Linked DNA regions of Mus musculus: region 1 is linked to region 2. A link is a loop called in an ENCODE intact Hi-C map of the cell type or tissue named here. Cell type or tissue: heart. All regions are shown on one strand. Links, peaks and the distances in the headings refer to the core of each region. The heading gives the core; the rest is flanking DNA. Region 1 overlaps Gm20619 (predicted gene 20619). Region 2 overlaps Gm20619 (predicted gene 20619).

Region 1 (9,342 bases), core at 840-8,839, 72 kb after region 2:
AGGAGGACCTGAGTTTGAGTCCCCAGAACTCACATTAAAAATAATAATGATGAAATAAAGTAAAGTAAAGGCCAGGGTGTAGTGGTCCATATATCTATTCCTAGTACTAGTCTGTAGCGATTCCTGAACCTCACTGGCCAGCCAGACTACTTTAACTGGTGAGCTCTAGGCTGTCTGGAGACCCTGTCTAAAAATAAAATAAAATAAAATAAAATAAAATAAAATAAAATAAAATAATGTAAATGGTTCCCTGAGACACAAATTTGTCCTCTGGTGGGCACACACACAATAAAATAAAATAAAATAAAATAAAATAAAATAATATAAAGTATGTAAATGGTTGCCTGAGACACAAATTTGTCCTCTGGTGAGCACACACACACACACACACACACATACACACAACTGTGGGTTCATGTGGCCCCAAAATGGGAAACATTGAAGGAAGACTCCAGTTTCCTCTTATCTTTTTTGAACTACCTTGCTAGCTCACAGGATACAGCCAGAAAAACAAAGAAAACCATCTCCCCAGGCCTCTAAGAGGGCATGTGACAAATTGCAGAAAATTATAGCCAACATTTTGTGGTTGCTGGTCTTCCCCGGGTTACACACTAGCAAAGTCCTGGGGGGAAAAAATAGCAAACTCCAAAGATCAAAGTTTCCATGCTGCAGAGGGGACTTGCTTTTGTCTGGCACCTCCTACCCCCAAGCCCTTTTTGTCAATCACAAAGCAGTCCTTGCAAAGTTCAGAGCTGACATTGTCAGAGGCTAATGGTGCCTTTCCCGGCTTGCTCTGTTCTGTGTGCTAGCCCTCTCAGACCTCCGGTTCCCTTCGGGCTGTTTACATACAATTTCCTTCTGGGTGGAACTTTGTTTTTCCTTTCCTTCTTTTGGGGCTGTTGATTTTTCTTAAAATAGGAGGTCATTTCAGGCAGAACTGTGTTTTCGCCCTTTGCTTCCTCTATGGCTGGGACTGGCACTCTTCTGGGCAGAAGGAAATTTCCACTTTGTTTACGAGGCTAGCTTGGTTTTCTTTGGATTTCCCCTTCACTTACTGGGTTTGGAGCTTGGAGTTCCTCCGATTATCTAGGATCATGAAAATCACTTGGAAGATAGTTCTCTGGTTGATTTGTTTACCTTAATAACTCTGCTCTTCTAGAAGGCACCTCTAACTTACTTCCTCGTATCTTTCCAGTGAACCTAAGCTCCCTAGATGCACACCTCTGCATTCTAACCTGTTAACCTCGTCTTCCTCCCAGCATCCCTTAGCTGTTGTTGTCAATCTGGATTTTTTTTTTTTCCAAACAGCACTCTGAACCAATTCCAATGTGAGTCATAGCCTTATACTTTTGGATGGAAAAGCAATTTTCTGTTTTCTCTCTAAAATGCAGCCGTGCTCCACAGCCGTTCCTAGGATCGGCAGACATGGTGGGTCCTCCCTACAGAGTAGTGTCAGTGTGCACCCAGAGGCAAATGATCTGCCTTAGACTCCATTAAGAGTTTCCTCTGGACCTGTGGAAGAATACACTCTAAGAAGAGAGCACATTCGTTGAAAAGACTTGTGTCCAAGAACATGTTTTCTAAAGCTAAGCAGAATAATAAATCATCCTAGAGGTAAATCGTAGATGGCTGTAGTAGGTCTGAAACAAAAAAGAATTATTAGTTATGAAATGGTTTCTTTAAGGCCACTGTGGTTAGGTGACAGGGCCACGATTACACGGAAGCTAAGTTAGATGGAGTCGAGCGACCAGGTGTCTAGTGTGAGTGTTCAGCACAAGCCCATCCTGTTCCACTAATATTTCGCACTCCCTGGAACTGGAGTTGAGGTGGGGAAGCGCTGTAGAGAAAGTGTACTGAGAGGAGAGAGAGAAAGGCAAAGATAAAGGAGAAGACAGGTAACGACGAAACAGGAAGCAAGTCTCCGGGCACTTCAGAGTGATGGCTAGGAGTCTGGGTTTAGAACAAATGTAGGGTGGGTGGTTAGCTGCCTTGGTCCTTGCTGAGTGGCCACAGGCAAGTTTCTTCCTCTGTCTACCCCTCAGATTTCTCATCTGTAAAATAAGCATAGTAAGAGATCTGTTTCCGTGAGTCAGTGGAAGGGAGTGTGTTAGACTTAGCTCTTGTCATAGCCAACGGGTAGTCTTTACAGTGAAAATACTCAGCAGGCCAGCCCTGCCTTTACTAGAACACTCTGAGGAGTGGGTCTCCATACTACCTTCATTTTGCCAGTGAAAAATGAGGGATTCAAAGAAAATAAGCAATTTCTCCCCTGCCTCAGAGCTAAGTGATCAAGCCAGGCTCCCTTCCCAAGGGAATTAGCATCAAGTCCCTTAACCACTTTACAGCTTTGGACATCATTTTAATATATGATGGGGTCTTCACTGGTCTTAGACTCCGTTCACCTTGACCTCACTGATTTGCTGTAGAAAGCTGAGTGTACCACACTGTACCACATTGTTTTCAGCAGAGATACTCAGAATGGTCAGTCTGCTATACATAGCATGTCTGCATATGCATGTACATGCATAGACTTATATACACAATGGAGAATCTGCAAACCACACTGAGCTATAAACTGATACTTCAAAAATATTTTCTATAGAATAAACAGAGAGATAGGTTTCTAATATATATTTTCTTTAGAGTTAGACCAGAATCAGTCAGCTTAATTATAATTGCACCTGGGCTTAGTGATATATACCTATAATCTCAGTACAGGGGAGGCTGAGACAGGAGGAGTGTGAGCTACAGCCCAGTCTGAGCAACACAGTAAGATTCCATAGCAAAATTAAAACAATTAAAACAAAACAAAACTCATTCCACCGAGATTTCTGGGTAACATTATTCTCTACAATACAGTAAATACATGTGGTTTCAGAAATCACAGAGTTGCATAGCTTCAATTCCAAAGGTAGGAATTGCTCTAATTGATTCAGGTTCTAGAAAAGCAAGTTTTAAACTGATGATGAAAATCCAAGAGATAGTTTTGTTTTATTTTTGTTTGATCAGAGAGATGTGATTTGAAGAATACGCAGCAACATGGACCCCTAAGATCAGAAATAGAAATACAAAGCAAGCCCAGAAGTTTATCCCAGTGATACATACGCTAGGGACCAGAAGATAAGTTTGCATGCTTTGATCACTTTCTAATGCTCAAGTGCTACTTATGTTTTAATTATATAGTTGACGTCATGTCCCCTGTGACCTCATTTGGTTTACACAGAGAAACCACGTCAGCAAGGTCTACAGGTGACATGTGATGAATCGGTTTTACACAGGAGAACACAGGTGCAGGGATTCCACTACTTGGCCTAGGTCACACAGCTGTTCCCATGCAAAGTCTGACTTATCAGCTGCCACTGCTTTTACCGAATGTGAGTCCATTGGCATTTCTAATGAGCCTAGTGTGTCACCTTACCTAAACCAAGGTGGGTGTTTGCCAAGGCTTGGGAGCTAGGAGTGATGTTTGTAGGAAAGACTCCAGAACAAGAGGTGGCAGACCATGGCTAACTGCCATTCCAAACCACCTCCAAATGTCCCAAAGGAGAGTTGGAAGAGAGAAGGTCACTGGCAGGGGAGGGAAAAACTTCCAAGTACAGAAAACCCCATCGTCCCCACAGCTGGCACTGTGCATCCCAAGTTTTATGTGGTATTAATACAACTGGCTCTTGACTCAAGCTTGAGTGGTTGAATCCTGGCGCCACCCTGAACCCTCCACGTCTCATTCTTTGCCGGTAGGGTGGATTTAAGGATCATGTGAGTGCTGCAGAGCTGATGAGAGAATTCAACACAAAAATAAGTGTAGAAAGGCTCCACGTGTTAACTGACACACAGGAGGTAGGTGCTGGCTTTTCCTGTTTGCTTCACTTTTGTCATGTCTGTTGTGTTGAGAACTGAACCCAAGATCTTGCACATGCTCAGTGCACAGAAACGTCTCAGTAAATTCCACTGTCTTTACTGTTTCCTGCAGAAAGGGAAGCCCCAGAGTGTTCTGGTTTGCTTTTTTGTTACTATGATAAAACATTCTGACCAAAGGCAACTTAAGGGAGAAAATGTCTTATTTTGGTTACACTTCCAGGTTACAAGCCATTGAAGGGACGTTGGGACAGAAATTCAAGTGGAACTGAAGCAAAAAGCATGGAGGAATGCTATTTACTCACTCTCTAGCTCAGTCACAGGCTGATGCTTCACCAGGGCTTTACACAGCTCAGGTCCTCCTGTATAGGGAATGGCACCCCCAACAGTGGGCTGGGGTCTCTTACATCAGAGATAAAGAAAATGCCTCACAGTCAGGCCAACATGCTAATGTGATCAGGATCTCAGTTGCAGTTCCTTCTTCCCAGGTCACATTGACAATGAAAACTAATCAAGGCACAGAACTGGGATTTTCAGCTAAACTACAGAGATCACATTCTCTACCGCAATCCCACACTCCATTGTCCATCTGTCTGAACTGCCTTTTCCAGGTTTACCCATTCACATTCTTCCTCTCTCCCATCAAGCTTCTGTTCTAATGGTCTTCAGAGTAACCTCACCTGGCTGCCCAACCCAAAGCAGGCCCCTTGTCACTTCCCATAGCTTTAAACAGCCAGATTTCACCCCACACTGTGGCTGGTGAAGCAATCACACACAGTTTATCTTTTCATTTAATTCCTCATGGGTTGCTATCTCTACTACCACAAAGAAATCTCCATGAGAGTAGTTTGCTACAGCTTACAACATTTTTTTTTCCTAAAGAGCAGTCAATGTCTTATCTTTTTGCATTGAGGCTATCTATTAATTAGTAAAATTCTATTAACAACTATATCTAATATATCAGCAGATGAAGTGATAACACTTTTAAAAGTGACTCCAAGCAAATTCAAATGTTCTCCGCGAGATGAGGCACCGTTATCATTTTATTTTGGAGGTAACCATCCCCAGAGACTTCTACAGAGAGCACTGGGCCTTCCATGCAAAGCACATTTTAAAACTACAGAATCTACTCCGCAAAGTAAGTTGGGGAGGTAAGCGCTGTATAGCTGCTAAAGATCTTGGGAGGTTGAAAAGCAAACTAGGCACTCTGCTCACTCACTTCCAGCTCCAGGGCTGTGTCTCCTGTCGGGGTCATTAATCAATCCCATTACGTTATAATTCCTCCCCACGCTAAGAAAACACAACCCAAACAGAAGGAAGCATTTCCTGCACTTGCCACTTACCCCTAAATATGAAGGGTAGCCGTCTAAAAACTTCAGCCTTCCTGAGATTAGCTGGAGAAGGTCTGCACAGTATCCACTGGATGTGTCCGGAAAGAAAACGTGCCAAGCGCATTGAAGGGTGAGAACATGACTTGATTCTGACTGCTCACATTCAGGGCTGTTTCGCAAGCTCAGATAAAGCAATGCAGAGCTACCCGGGATGACAGGACTAAAATAAAACAAATCATTTGCAATGTGATTTCCTGCTGAGCAGTGTGCTAAGCTGCCCACTGTGGGTAGTTGTTAACTAACACAGAACAGACCTTGCAATACTGAATGGCAAATCCCTTCATAGGACAAATGACATTGCATGGATATTAATGAATGGGGGCCAAAGGAAAGCCACATGATATAATGGAATCATTGGTTCAGTGGCTGCAGCTGAGGAAGACAATGCTGTACTTCATCAGAGAAGGGCAGCTTGATCCGGTATGATGGGCCTAAGGAGGAAGTGCCCTCTGGGACGGTCTAGCTCACACTCATTAAAGAGGTTCAAGCAACAGAGAGTGGCTTGCTTAAAGAGCAACACAATCTAACCTTTTTTTTTTTTTTTAAATTGAGACAGTGTCTTATGTAGTCTAGTCTGGCCTCAGGTTTGCTGGGCAACCAAAGATGACCTTGAACCTCTGCTGCTCATGCCTCTGTCCCCAAAGTGCTGTCGTTATAGGCATGTGACACTCCATCGATTTATGCAGTGCTGGGGATCCAACTCAGGGCCTTGTGCCTAACATGCAATGTAACATAATCTGTCAGATGCCTGCTGGATGTGTGTTAGAGACTGGAGGATGAAGGGCCAAAGACTCAAGACATTCCTGCTGTTGAAGAAGAACAAAGCGTGGACTTAGATAAGCCCTCTCGTTTAATTCAGTTCTTGTAAGGATCTAGGAAAGTAGAGAGGTTCTGTATAGACATCATCTTAGAGCTAAGGAAGCGGGAGTTCAGAGCGGTGAGAGATATGCCCAGATCTTCATGTGAATGAGCTCTGAAGCCCAACGTGGGCATGACCACAAATCTTGGCTTCACTGTGACCTCATCCTGCTTGATGACCCACCATTAGACAAAAAGCTTCCTTTTGTATGTATTTTAAGGTCAATTAAAATCTACCCAGTAACTCTAAACTTTTCATCACTTCATTATGTCATTAGGAACATGATTTAACTTTTTATCATAAAGATGCTGACCACATGGAATGGAAAGATGGCTCAGTGGTTAAGAGCACTTGCTACTCCTTTAGAAGACCCAGGTTTTATCACCAACCCCATATGGTGGCTCACAACCATCTGTAACCTCAGTTGTAGAGGATCCAAAAGGTAAAACATTCATAGGTGAAAAGTAAAATAAATTGATTAAATAAAAATTTAAAAGTTACAAAAAAAAAAAAAGACACTGACCATGTGGCAAAGGCAGGCCACTTTTACCCATAGAACAATTCAGTATTTAAGATTCCATACAGCTCTGAGATGCTCAAAAGATCACACAGTCCTTAAATTATAATTCTTGGGTTTAGCACCCAATCAGAGCTAGTGTATCTGTCTACTATCCTCACGTCATAATGGAGGCCTTCTACCACTTTCAGAGGCCTTTCACCTTCAGTCGGCCTCTCTTCATTAAGCACTTTCCATTTGCATGTTCTTTCCTGACTTTTTTTTTTTTAATGTGTGTGCATGTTTGTGGTGTGATGGTATACATGGGGAAGTCAGAGTTAATTGTTAGTTGTCATCCCCAGGAAAGCCACCCACCTCCATTGAGATGCCCTCTCATTGGCCTGGAGTTCTTAGGGCAGGCTGCAGTAACAGGCCAGTGAGCTGGAGAGACTCCCCTGTTTCTGCCTCCTCAACTGTGGGATTATAAGAACACAGCACTGGACCCAGCACTTTTTATGTGCATTCTGAGGATCAAACTCAGTTATGAGCTTGTAAGGCAAGCACCTTACCCACTGGGATGATTTGAATATACTTGGATTAGGCTCTTGTAGTTTCCTATTGACTTTAATCACATGACATGGTAGTACTTTAACCACAAGAAATGGCTGTACTAAGATCTCCCACTCCAGATAGAATTCTTCTTACTTCAACTGTGGAGAGGCAATCCAATTTCCCCATAATGATCTGGATCTATCACCCCTTCTAACACTGGTATTCCTTTCTTAGCCTGTTGGTTTAAAGGCATTAGAAGTCCAAAATCACCAGGAAGAAGTCTGAGCTTCCAGTTCAATACTCCTGGCAGGAACACTCCCTGCTCTGGAACCAAAACTTCTAGGCCAGCAGAACCTAGGGTGACAGAGCAAGTTCCAAGTAGAGAAAAGCTTAGATCCAGGCATGGTGGTACATACCTTTAATCCCAGCATTCAGAAAACTGAGCCATGTGGATCTCTGAGTTCCGGGTCAATCTGTACAGCAAGTTCCAGAACAGTCAAGCTTAGGCAGTAAATGAGTTGGGAAACAGAAAGCTGGAGATAATGTAATAGAACAAGAAGCCCATGCTCCAGTCTCAGCAAGCAGCAGGACTCAGCAGCTTCTGCCACATAGCTCTAGCTGTAAAGATGCAAGAATAGGAGGGACTACTAGTGCCATTGATGCTGGTTAGCTGGAGCTAAGAAATTAGCAGTGATTAAGAAGGTGATTTCACCAAGGTGAAATTTTCTGGGACATGTTTTCCGAGAACACAAAGAAGTTGTGTTCCAGAGATTGCCCAGGCTTTACCTTGTGCTTCAACAGGACTTGGTAATATGTAAGAATCACCCAAGTGATACTGGTTTTGAAGGCATGAAGGGGTCATGGAAAAGCAGTTTAGGCTTGGCACTGTGAGATGCATGGAAGGCCATTGGTAAAGGTATGGCCTCAGTTGTAGTTGATGGTCCAGGACTGAAGGGATCCTGCAAAGGAGTTGAAGCTCGGCCCATGAAAGAAGCCTATAAGAGCCTTATTGCTGAAGCCTGGTTGCAGTGGAAGACTACAGAGAATTGGAGAAGCCAGTACTGTGAGATCATCACTAAGAAAGAACAACAGCAGCAGTGGAGTGGAGTCAACCAGAGCCTAGAATGCTACAAAGCACAGAGCTGGAGAAGTGACCCAAGCCCTTTGGTGGAATCCAAAATATCATGTGTGTATCCTAGACATTGCCTTGGATACCCCTAGATGTTAGAGATGCCAGAGCCATGGAATACCTATTGAGGAAAGCTGTATACAGGGATTGGAACCAGCCCAAGAGGATGAAGTTTGTTGCTGCTAAATGCCAAATCTGCCAACAGCAGTCAAAAAGGATGAAAGGAGTTGAAGACCTGAAAAACACTTTGACATTGGTCATGGAGATGCAGAGCTTGGAGTTTGTCCAGCTGGCCTTTGGTCTTGCTTCGGTCCAGTATTTCCTCACTATGGTGTTTTGGAATGATAATGTATATCCTGTGATGTTGGGGGTATGTGATCTGCTTTTTTTATTTTGATTTTATAGGGGATTACAGTTAAGTAACTGAATGAATCTCAAAAAGACTTTGAACAGTGGACTTTTAACATTGTTGAGACTGTTACAGACTTTTGAAGTTGGACTAAATGTATTTTGTATTATACTATGGCTAGGAATGCCCCCCTATAGACTCATATGTTTGAACAAGCCTAGCGGTCCAGGGAGTGGAATGTGGTGGTTTGAATATGCTTGGCCCAGGGAGTGGCACTAGTAGGAGGTGTGATCTTGTTGGAGTGGGTGTGGCCTTGTTGAAGGAAGTGTATCATTGTGGGCGTGGGCTTTGAGACCCTCCTCCTAGCTGACTGGAAGACAGTCTCTGCTTGCTGCAGTCCAATCAGGATGCAATACTCTCAGGTCCTTCTTGAGCTCCATGGATGCTGCCATGCTTCCTGCCATGATGATAATGGGCTGAACCTCTGAACCTGTAAGCCAGCCCCAATTAAATATTGTACTTTATAAGAGTTGCCTTGGTAATAGTGTCTCTTCTCAGCAATGGAAACCTTAAGACACTCACTGGACCAACTCCCAGCCTCTTTCCCGACATTTCTGGTCCTTAGCGGTATTTACTCCTTTACCATGGTGGTTCAGGTGCTCCTTCAATTTCTCCCTCTATTTCTAACAAAGTGTTCTATTTCTTACATTG
Region 2 (9,342 bases), core at 615-8,614:
TAAACTGCTTCCTCCTGCCACTAACATACATTACTGTACTCAGCTGTGACACCACTGCTCTGCCTCCTTTCCTTCTGCGTTTCCCTCCTTTGTCCCCATCGTCCCTATTTCTTACTAAACTGCATGAGGTTTTTATCACATGAAGAGTGCATAAATATGTTTTCACCTTTTCTAACATGAAGACAATAAATGTTGATCCCTCCTAATTACCATGTCTTCATTTCCCCAAACTTCTCCTCTTACCCTTAATCTTGTTTTCCTGTTCATTTTTATTTCACCTATTTTCTGACTAGAGTTTCACTCCATTTCTTTCTCACCTTCCTTTTTAGTAGTTTCACCAGTTTGTGTTACACATCACAGCTTTTTATTTTATTTTATTTTATTTTATTTTATTTTATTTTATTTGCATTGGTGTTTTTAACTACATGTATGTCTGCTTAAGTGTTTGGCTCACCTGGAACTGGAGTTACAGACTGTTTGTAAACTGCCATGTGGGTGCTGTGAGCCCCTGTCCTTTGGAAGAGCAGTCAGTGCTCTTAACCACTAAGCCATCTCTCCAGTCCCCAAACATAAAATCTTACCACCAAAAATATTCTTCTGAGAAACGCAATGTAGGCATGCTATAGGACACAAAAGCAAACAAAGAAACATCCCAGAACACCAGAGGGGTCTCAGCATCTGCAAGACAGGCATTCAGTGAATTGAATGCTGCTCTCAGTCCATCCTACCCCACAGAGAAGAGGTCAGACAGCAACAGTCCAGTGATCCATGAATTTTCTTGAGAATGAAACACTTCTGCATCCCTGCCATGGTATAGTGTTCACGGAGAAGAAAGTCTGATTCACTGCAATGGTCTTTTGGTTCTTGTAAAGAACTTGTCATGACAGTACCACAAAGAATGGGGAAAGCCAGTCTACAACTAGGATTGCTAGCATCCTTGTGTGCAGGGCCATACAGTTACCATCCTTCAACTTTAAAAGTGTAGGTCACTGAAGAGGTCCAGCACTGGCTTATAAAAGGGCTTGGACAAAACTTGGTGTTTTCCTAGGTCATGTTGGCAAACAAGCAGAGAGGAGAAAGCTAAAGAACAGTTCCTTTGACCAGAATGTGTTGTTTGGAATTGTATTTTTTTTTTGTTCCTTTCAAGTTCCAATAGTTATACATGGAGTGACTAAGGGTACAGTTAGCACTCGGTAATTTTTGCCTCAATAAAATACTATTGGCAAAAATAAAGATCCATGTTTTCTTGACCCGGATACTGCTGCAAAACACAGAGCACTTTTGAAAATAAATGTAAGATGCAGTGTTTTTGAGACACTGTGCAGTTTAGTAATCTCAATTGTGTAAACACACACGTTTGCACACATCCTTGAGAATATATATATAATCTCTACTTTAAAAAACAGAGCAGGCAGGCTGAAACATAAAATTACAGACCACTTTGGCACACGGCGAATAGGATGAACTAAATGGCTTCATGTGATCTGTGTTCTCAAAGAACTTTTTTTTTTTTTTTTTGGTCTTTTGTTTCGCCTTTTCCAGTATTCTTCTTTTAAGAAAGCACAAAAGGTGTCACTGAAGTCCTTGCCACAGCTCAGTCTTCCTCTTCTTAAGAGAGAGGCAGCCTTCTGAAATGCTGTAAACCCTTCCTGTTTGAAGTTTTAACAGTGTGTCCACCCTCGGTCAATATATAACACTGAGGAGTTCTTTTAAAAACACTGAATTCTTTTTTTATTTTTATTTTTATTTATTTATTTATTTGATATTTTCTTTATATACATTTCAAGTGCTATCCCAAAAGTTCCCTATACACTCCCTCTGTCCTGCTCTCCTACCCACCCACTCCCCCTTCTTGGCCCTGGCATTCCCCTGTACTGGGGCATATCAAGTTTGCAGGACCAAGGTTCCTCTCTTCCCAGTGATGGCTGACTAGGCCATCTTCTGCTACATATGCAGCTAGAGATATGAGCTCTGGGGGTACTGGTTAGTTCATATTGTTGTTCCACCTATAGGGTTGCAGACCCCTTCAGCTCCTTGGATGCTTTCTCTAGCTTCTCCATTGAGGGCCCTGTGTTCCATCTTATAGATGACTGTGAGCATCCACTTCTGTATTTGCCAGGCACTGGCATAGCCTCATACGAGACAGCTATAACAGGGTCCCTTCAGCAAAATCTTTCTGGCATTGTGCAATAGTGTCTGGGTTTGGTGGCTGATTATGGGATGGATCCCTGAATGGGGTAGTCTCTGGATAGTCCATCCTTTCGTCTTAGCTCCAAACTTTGTCTCTTTAACTCCTTTCATGGGTATTTTGTTCCCTATTCTAAGGAGGAACCAAGTGTTCACCCATTGGTCTCCCTCTTCTTGATTTTCTTGTAAAACAGTGAATTCTTGACAAGATTATGCCATAAAAAAATCACTGATTCACTTAATACATGTCTTTCTTAAATACAGTCTATATTCAACATATTTTGTAATATTTTTCAATATTTAGACCAAGATAGAGTACTCCCACTAGTATGCAAGAGCTAGCACACTTGACAAACTTTTCCCTCAAATATGGGTAGATACTACTTGCTTCTGAAGAACTGCTGACCATACAGTTCTCAATAGCACCACTAGTTATCGGCAATGTTTTACATAACCATTATCATAATAAATCAACTTGGACTTTCCTCCAGCATTTGAATTTTGGTATAATTGAAACAAGGCTGACCCTGAGCTGATGAGCAGATACTTGTAGACTCAATTCTCAAATGCATTGTGTGGGGAGTTGTTAGACCATTCTGTTTTTTATACATAGTAAAAATGAATGTCCCATGATATTAAAAAAAAAAAAAAGATGTGGAATCCAGACCCCAAGCTTTTCTTTTCTTACAAGCTCTGCTTGTAGTCTTTGAAGATGGAAGTTGCAGATTCAAGAAGAAAAAGAGCCAGTTTAGAAAAGCATGTGACTTGACAGTCATTAAAACAAATCCCAGAACATATACCTAGCCCAACAGCATAGTTGTGATGTTTGAATCACAGAGGATACTAGCATGGACTGCAAAAACTCTACAAATTCCCAAAAAAGTTATCCTCAGCCTTTGTATTGTGCATTTCTGAGGACAAAGTATAGACTCTGTCCTACAAAGCCATAAAAGGAATTCTCTTTCCCTGAAACTCTGAAAAAAAAAAAACTCCTGATGTAAGGGGAAAATGAGGAAAACTGAGAACATGTACTACGGGCTCCATAAAAAACCAACAGGAAGTTAACAGTTGTGGGTACCACTGTTAATCTGATACTTGGGCAGCACTACAGTGTCTGGGTGGATAATACCCATAGTGTCTGGGCTGTACTTGTAACCAGTCTCTTACTTCTTAGTCTCCTTGCTAAAGAAGCAGTTTTAGGGAACCCTGACCCTGTACACCATAACAACCATTGCCATCAGGGTTCACGCAGCCATAGCAGCCAGTCTTCAGTTAAGGGAATTCTTAGGTAGCAGCATTTAGTATAAGAATATCTACTGGCACTGGAATTTTCTAATTCATCATGAAGACCCTGGTTCAGTAATGGTCCCTCTGGTCCTGAAAAATGAGGCTAAGATGAGTTTAGGAAGCCTTGTGTTATTTTAGCATACCAGACACGTAAAAGATGAATAGAAATGTCATTGGATATTTGCTTTGGCTAGCCCATCCCAAGGATGTGTCTTTCCTGGTGAGTCACACAATCCATAACACTAGGTCTTCAAGATGAGAACAGACATGGTATGTTTCCCTAGAATAATCCTATTTCCCTTGTGAGCTGTAACCAGAGCTCCTTGCCTACCGAGCAAAGAGTGATGGTAGTGATTCTGGCAATCAACAAGAAGAACTTTTACAAGAGAGAATGAGCTTTTCCATGTCAAGCCTGTTATTACATTCAAATGGACATAGAGTTCGAACTACTCACTATTCAAGGATGGAGGTAACTATTCAATGAGACAGAATATTGCTTGTTGATTCTTGGAGGTTATACTGGGAATAAAAGAGTTTAATGTTTCACTCAATAGACATGTATTTAATAAGCGATTTGATAATAGCATTTTAGAGGTTCTTCTTATCTAAAGATAAAATTATGCTTCTAGCAGAGAAATAATGTCTAACATATTCTATTGTCAACTGTGCAGGCTTGTTTTATTCACCATTTGGGCAAGGCTTAGGGTTAAAAGATCTCACCAATCCATCAGTAAGGGGCTCTTGTTGCTGGGTCTTAAACTCGGGAAGGGCTCAGAAGAAAGTGAAAAATAGAAGCCACTTGGGCTACATCAGAATGAGTCACTGGGTAAAGAATGCCTTTCGCTGAGGTTATATAATTGGTCTACATTCACTTGGCCCCTACCCCAGAACAAGACAGCTACGGCTGAGCAGATGCCTTACACATAGGAGGAGCTAGAGCATGTGTTGAGTGACAACAGTTTGATAATGGATTTGAGCATGACATCATCATTCTTTCCTGCTGGCCTGGAGTTTACTCTTCCCTTGGAACATAAAGGAGTGGAGATCGTAAAGCTGAGCCAACTCCAGTAACAATAACATCTGCTTAATGAGCCCTTAGCATATTATCAGGCCATATTCTAAATATCTTACACATGTTAACTCTCATAACAAGCCAAGGAGATGACTGTCACAGTCCATTTTATGAATGGAAAACCGAGGCCAAGAAAACCTAAGTTGTGTATTTAAAGTCATATGGTTTATAAGTCACACACTCTGGGTTCAAACCCAGCCAGGCTGTTTCATTTCAGGATCTGTAGACTTAATTACTGTCTTAAACCATGGCTTTTGGAACAGAAACAGTGACCAAAAGCCTTGTTTTAAAACATGTACGTGTTTTGAGAGGCTATTTCATGACAACAGTGCAATAGAATGTGGTGATTTACAGCACACAGGCCCTGGAACCAGTGAGTTTTTTCTTTCAAAAAACATTGCCCATGGCTCACTGGTGGTTCTACATAGATTGCCAACATTAAACTGTAGGTAGTATGCCTTGCCTCAGAGAGACTTTCTGAAGATTAAGTAAAGCTTTTAGTGTGTTTGTTACACATGGTAATGATAAGGATAATGATAATAATTGACATTTATTGAGTGTTTGCTATTTACTTGCTAAATATCTAATAAATTCTGATTAAAACATCTTGGTGTGCTCAATGTCTATCACATTTGGATGGTTTCTAATCTTCTCTAACAACAGAGACTATAGTTACCGTCAATTAATTTAAGGACTTTATCAACTACAAACTAATAGTTAGCTTCAAAAACTGGTTCTACAAAAGCTCTACTCACTAAAAAGAAATGTTGAGTCAATGAATTAAAGACAGCTAACCAAGGGTTGCTTCCATTGCATCCCTGCTGACGACATCAGTAAACATTTTAACACCTGCCTTCACCATTTCTTTCCACCCACGTAGGAAGACCCAGTATCAAATCTAGTAGTTGTTCTATCTTTTAAAAATTGTGAGATAATTTAGACATAAGGGAAAACAGAGAGAACAGTAGGCCAGGACCAGAGAGGACATACTAGCTCTTTCATGAACCATACTTAATCTTAGAATACCCACAGTCTTACTGTAATTCGCAATGGAATCCAAGAAGACTGGCCTCACAATAGAAGGATCGTGCCAATAGTCCTTAGGTAGCACTAATCTGTGAAGGTCAACCGGTGGCAACATTTTTATTCTCTAGGATTTCATAAGAGAAAGGCTGTTGTTTTGCATCATCCAGTTGAAGCTGAAGAGAAACCTTTGGCAAGTGGATGGAGATGAGGGGAAGGAAAATATGGTAAGAGTTAGGTGGAGTTTCAGGATCACAGCCAAATGCAGTCCAGACCTGGCAAGGAGCTGGGAATGAAAATGGGCCAAGATGAATATCTAACCTTCAGTCTACGACTATAAATTAGGGGATATGAGAGAAGACTGCCACGGGATAACTAAGGGCTTCCTGGGTATGGCATAAAAAAATGAGAGTTTAGGGAAGCTGGCTGTCTTAGAATAGTAGTGGTTTATACACTACAAGTCTCTTGCTACAGGAAAGCACATGCCTCTATTTGGGAATCTGTTTAATAGGTCTCAGGCTTCCCCCTGGAATAACGCAAGATATTTGTATAGGTATGCACATATGTAGTTTCCTGAAGGGAAGAGATTATCTCTTTTATTTGATTCTCAAACATTCTATTACCGCATAGCCACAGCAAGTGAACACTATCTAGGCTTCATAATTTGGAATTGACATCGATCAGGCACATTGACCTTTTTAATATCACAAAGAACACAAATAACATCCATTAAACAAAAGCATTGCAGCATGTTGCAACTCTTCATCCCCAAAGAGCACTCAGCTATCAATGAGCAGTACCTGCTTTTGATGATATAAATCACAAGAGAGACCAAAGCCTGATCAGCAGGCTGAGTTCCCTTTGCAAACACTGCATCCCTCCATCCTGGCCATTGCCTCTCCATTCTTATGCCTCTGATGGCTATCACAGACGCTAGCTAATGTATCCCTAGGAAGGGGCTTTCAGATTGGCATTTACAAAAGGCTCTCAACCTAACAAGGTTCCTGTGGCACAGAGAAAAATGGAAGGAGTTTTCTTTTATAAACATAAAACTATTGAGTTTAAGCTCCTTTAAAGGCCAACGGGTTATTTCCTTACTGCTTGTTTATTATGAAACAATGTCCTTATGTCTTGATGCTGATGGTCAACATAGTCTGTCCTTTGTTGTTAACTCTACTTGATCAATAGTGGCTCGACATTTTCAGAAAGCTTTGTCAAGCCTGTGAAATCAGAACTGTGGGGCTCAGAAGCAGTGCCTGTAGCTGACAGGAGAGTGTGGCAAGAAAACCGTCAGGTAAGTTTCTGTTCTCCAGGCCTAGTGCCTATTTGTAGAACAGAATTTTTTTCCACTGCGGCACTGAAACTAAATATGCACAATAGCTTTGTATGTTTATTTGTTAAGAGGTGCTTGGCTTACACAGTGAGGATGGCCGCTGGAACGTTGAAGTTCCACCTTTAACTGCAAATGTGCCCAACATCCCATTCAGTAAATGTCTACTGAAAGAGAATTGACTTGGCTCATCCGACACATAGGAGAGCTTCTCACACAGCTCCTGCCTATCATGAGCCACATTCATCCAGTTGGCACCCAGCACAAGGTCCCTTGCCTTACGTGAGTGGGTGGCAGGCTTTTATAGCATGGCTCTATTTGATTTTATTTCCAACTTGCTCTGTAAGTGACATGATCACTCAACTAGACTTTGCCTTGTACTTGCAAGGAGTGAAAAACTCACTGTTCTTGTTGCCTGACAATCTTTGTTTAAAGACAATAAGTGTATGGGCTACTTAGGAAAACTGTCTTTAACATAATTACGTGCTCTGGGAATTATGGAGGTGAAACATTTTCATCTTAGCATAAACAAAAGTCAAGGTGCTCTTGAGAATAACTATGATTAGCACATTGCTGGCCTTCATACTCACATTTCAGACATTTTTAAATTCTACGTGCTTTTATTCTTTATGTATAATTGTAGCTAAGACTGTTACATTTGAATAATTTCCTTTCAAATTCATACACTGGAAAAATATCGAAACAAACTATGTAAAACTTACAATGGGAGACAAAATATTATTAAATGCATTCACCAAGAGAAAGTCATGTAAGGAGTATTTTGTACAGCCTTCGTCCATGTAACTTCAGGCATGGCCTTCCTCTGATCAACTCTACAGAGAGTAAAAGCTACCTCCAAGGGTCATTTTAAGAATTAAGTGTGCTAATATGTGTGTTCTAGCACTGGGCATGACACATGGCAATCAGTGACTTTGCCCAATTAATGCCATTCGTATTATTGCACACTTGAAGTAGCAGTTGTAGAATAGTTTAGCAGCAGGAAAAAAAGAGCACACCAATCTCGCATCGTTTCTTTTCGCCATTACGTTACAACTTCCCTTCAATTCATCTCCATCATGGCTTTCTGAGAGAACAGCAGGATAGAAATAAGTTCAATCATTCCTCATCTCAGACCTCACAAAAATCTTGGAAAATCCTCTCTGATCGTCAACACATCTCCATCTAGAGCATCCACTATGCACATGGGCGCACTTGCACAGATGGCCAGTTTTTGTGAGATCCTTTCAGAATCCCAGTGAGCATCCTCGGACGAGGCTCATTCTTTAGCCTGACTTATATTTTTATTGTAGACAGAAATGTAAGCAGTGTGGAATGCCACTTAAAAACATGAGCCTTGCAGGCAGATGACTTGGTTGCAAATTCTGGCTCTGCTTTGTTCAATTATTCCTCCTTCCTCCAAGGTTCTTTGTCTGTGAGGGCACCTTTACGGGAAAGCCATGGGGGTTAATTGAGAGGTTGTGTATGAAGCTCTGCGTCCAGCATCTGGCGCCTTGTAAATGCTCAGTAAGCTTCAGCTATCATTCTTTGCTGCAGATGTACATTTTTGTCTCGAAAAGTTCCTTTGGAGTCTTTACTGTTCTTTCCTCTCGGTGCGTATGAGTTCCTCTCCATCTCTAAACCTGTGGAGCGTATAGTAGTTGTCTTCTATAGTCTTTGTTTACTAATTCTGTCATCTTTGCTGTTTCCTATTCTTTCTACCAGGTGATACGCTCCTAACTCTTGATCATATTTTATTGCTGCTTTTGCATATCCGATGCTGTGATTTAGATGTAGTTTGAAGTATTCCCCAAAGGTTCAATTGCTCGAAGTTTCAAGGTGGGGCCTAATGGAAGATGTCTTAGATATTTGAAGTGCTGCTCTCAGAATGAAGTAATATAGTTCTTGCAGGACCCACTTAGGTCTAATTTAAAAAACCAAAAATGCCTCTGCCCAGCTAGGCAGTAGTGGCTCATGTCTTTAAAACCAACACTTAGGAGGCAGAGACAGGCAGGCAGATCTACAAAATGAGTTTGAAGCCAGCCTGATCTACAAAATGAGTTCCAGTACAGCCAAGGCTACAAAGAAAAACCCTGTTCAAAGAGAGAGAGAGACAGAGAGAGAGACAGAGAGAGAGAGAGAGAACCTCTGCCCATCCTGCAACCTATGTCTCAGTCAGAAACCAAGATAATATGGCTTCTTATTCATGGATATTCAGCTTCAAAACTATGAGTAAAATAAAATGCATACCTCAAAATATTTGTATACAACAACAGAAACAATAATATACCAATGACAGCTTTTTTACATTATAAACTTGGTTATTAGCTGCTTTGTGTTGTACATTTCATTTAATTGATGTTGGATTTTGATTTGCTACACATTTGGGTTACCTGGAATAAATTTAGAAACCTCAAAGCTTGCTTTTCAAAAGTGCTAGGGTATA

What was found. A loop is a pair of places that touch in the nucleus more often than their neighbours do. Peaks named below come from ENCODE experiments on the same cell type or tissue, not always from the same donor. Only the 100,000 strongest peaks of a DNase experiment are listed, where the experiment ranks them.
Region 1: it touches region 2 in a loop (2.1-fold over the local background); 2 of 42 quality-filtered maps call a loop at or near these places.

What each region holds. Positions count from the first base shown.
Region 1 is chr6:6,295,390-6,304,731 of GRCm38, reverse strand. All of the region lies in intron 1 of Gm20619 (predicted gene 20619), which reads right to left. Among named protein-coding and RNA genes, the nearest start is that of Gm34749, 23 kb to the left of the region's middle. In heart, for the core only: no CTCF peak of the experiment used is centred there; DNase peaks (open chromatin) are centred at 3,541 and 5,331; H3K27ac peaks cover 1,342 bases.
Region 2 is chr6:6,367,013-6,376,354 of GRCm38, reverse strand. The region is part of intron 3 of Gm20619 (predicted gene 20619); the gene reads right to left. Among named protein-coding and RNA genes, the nearest start is that of Gm52888, 19 kb to the left of the region's middle. In heart, for the core only: no CTCF peak of the experiment used is centred there; a DNase peak (open chromatin) is centred at 4,374.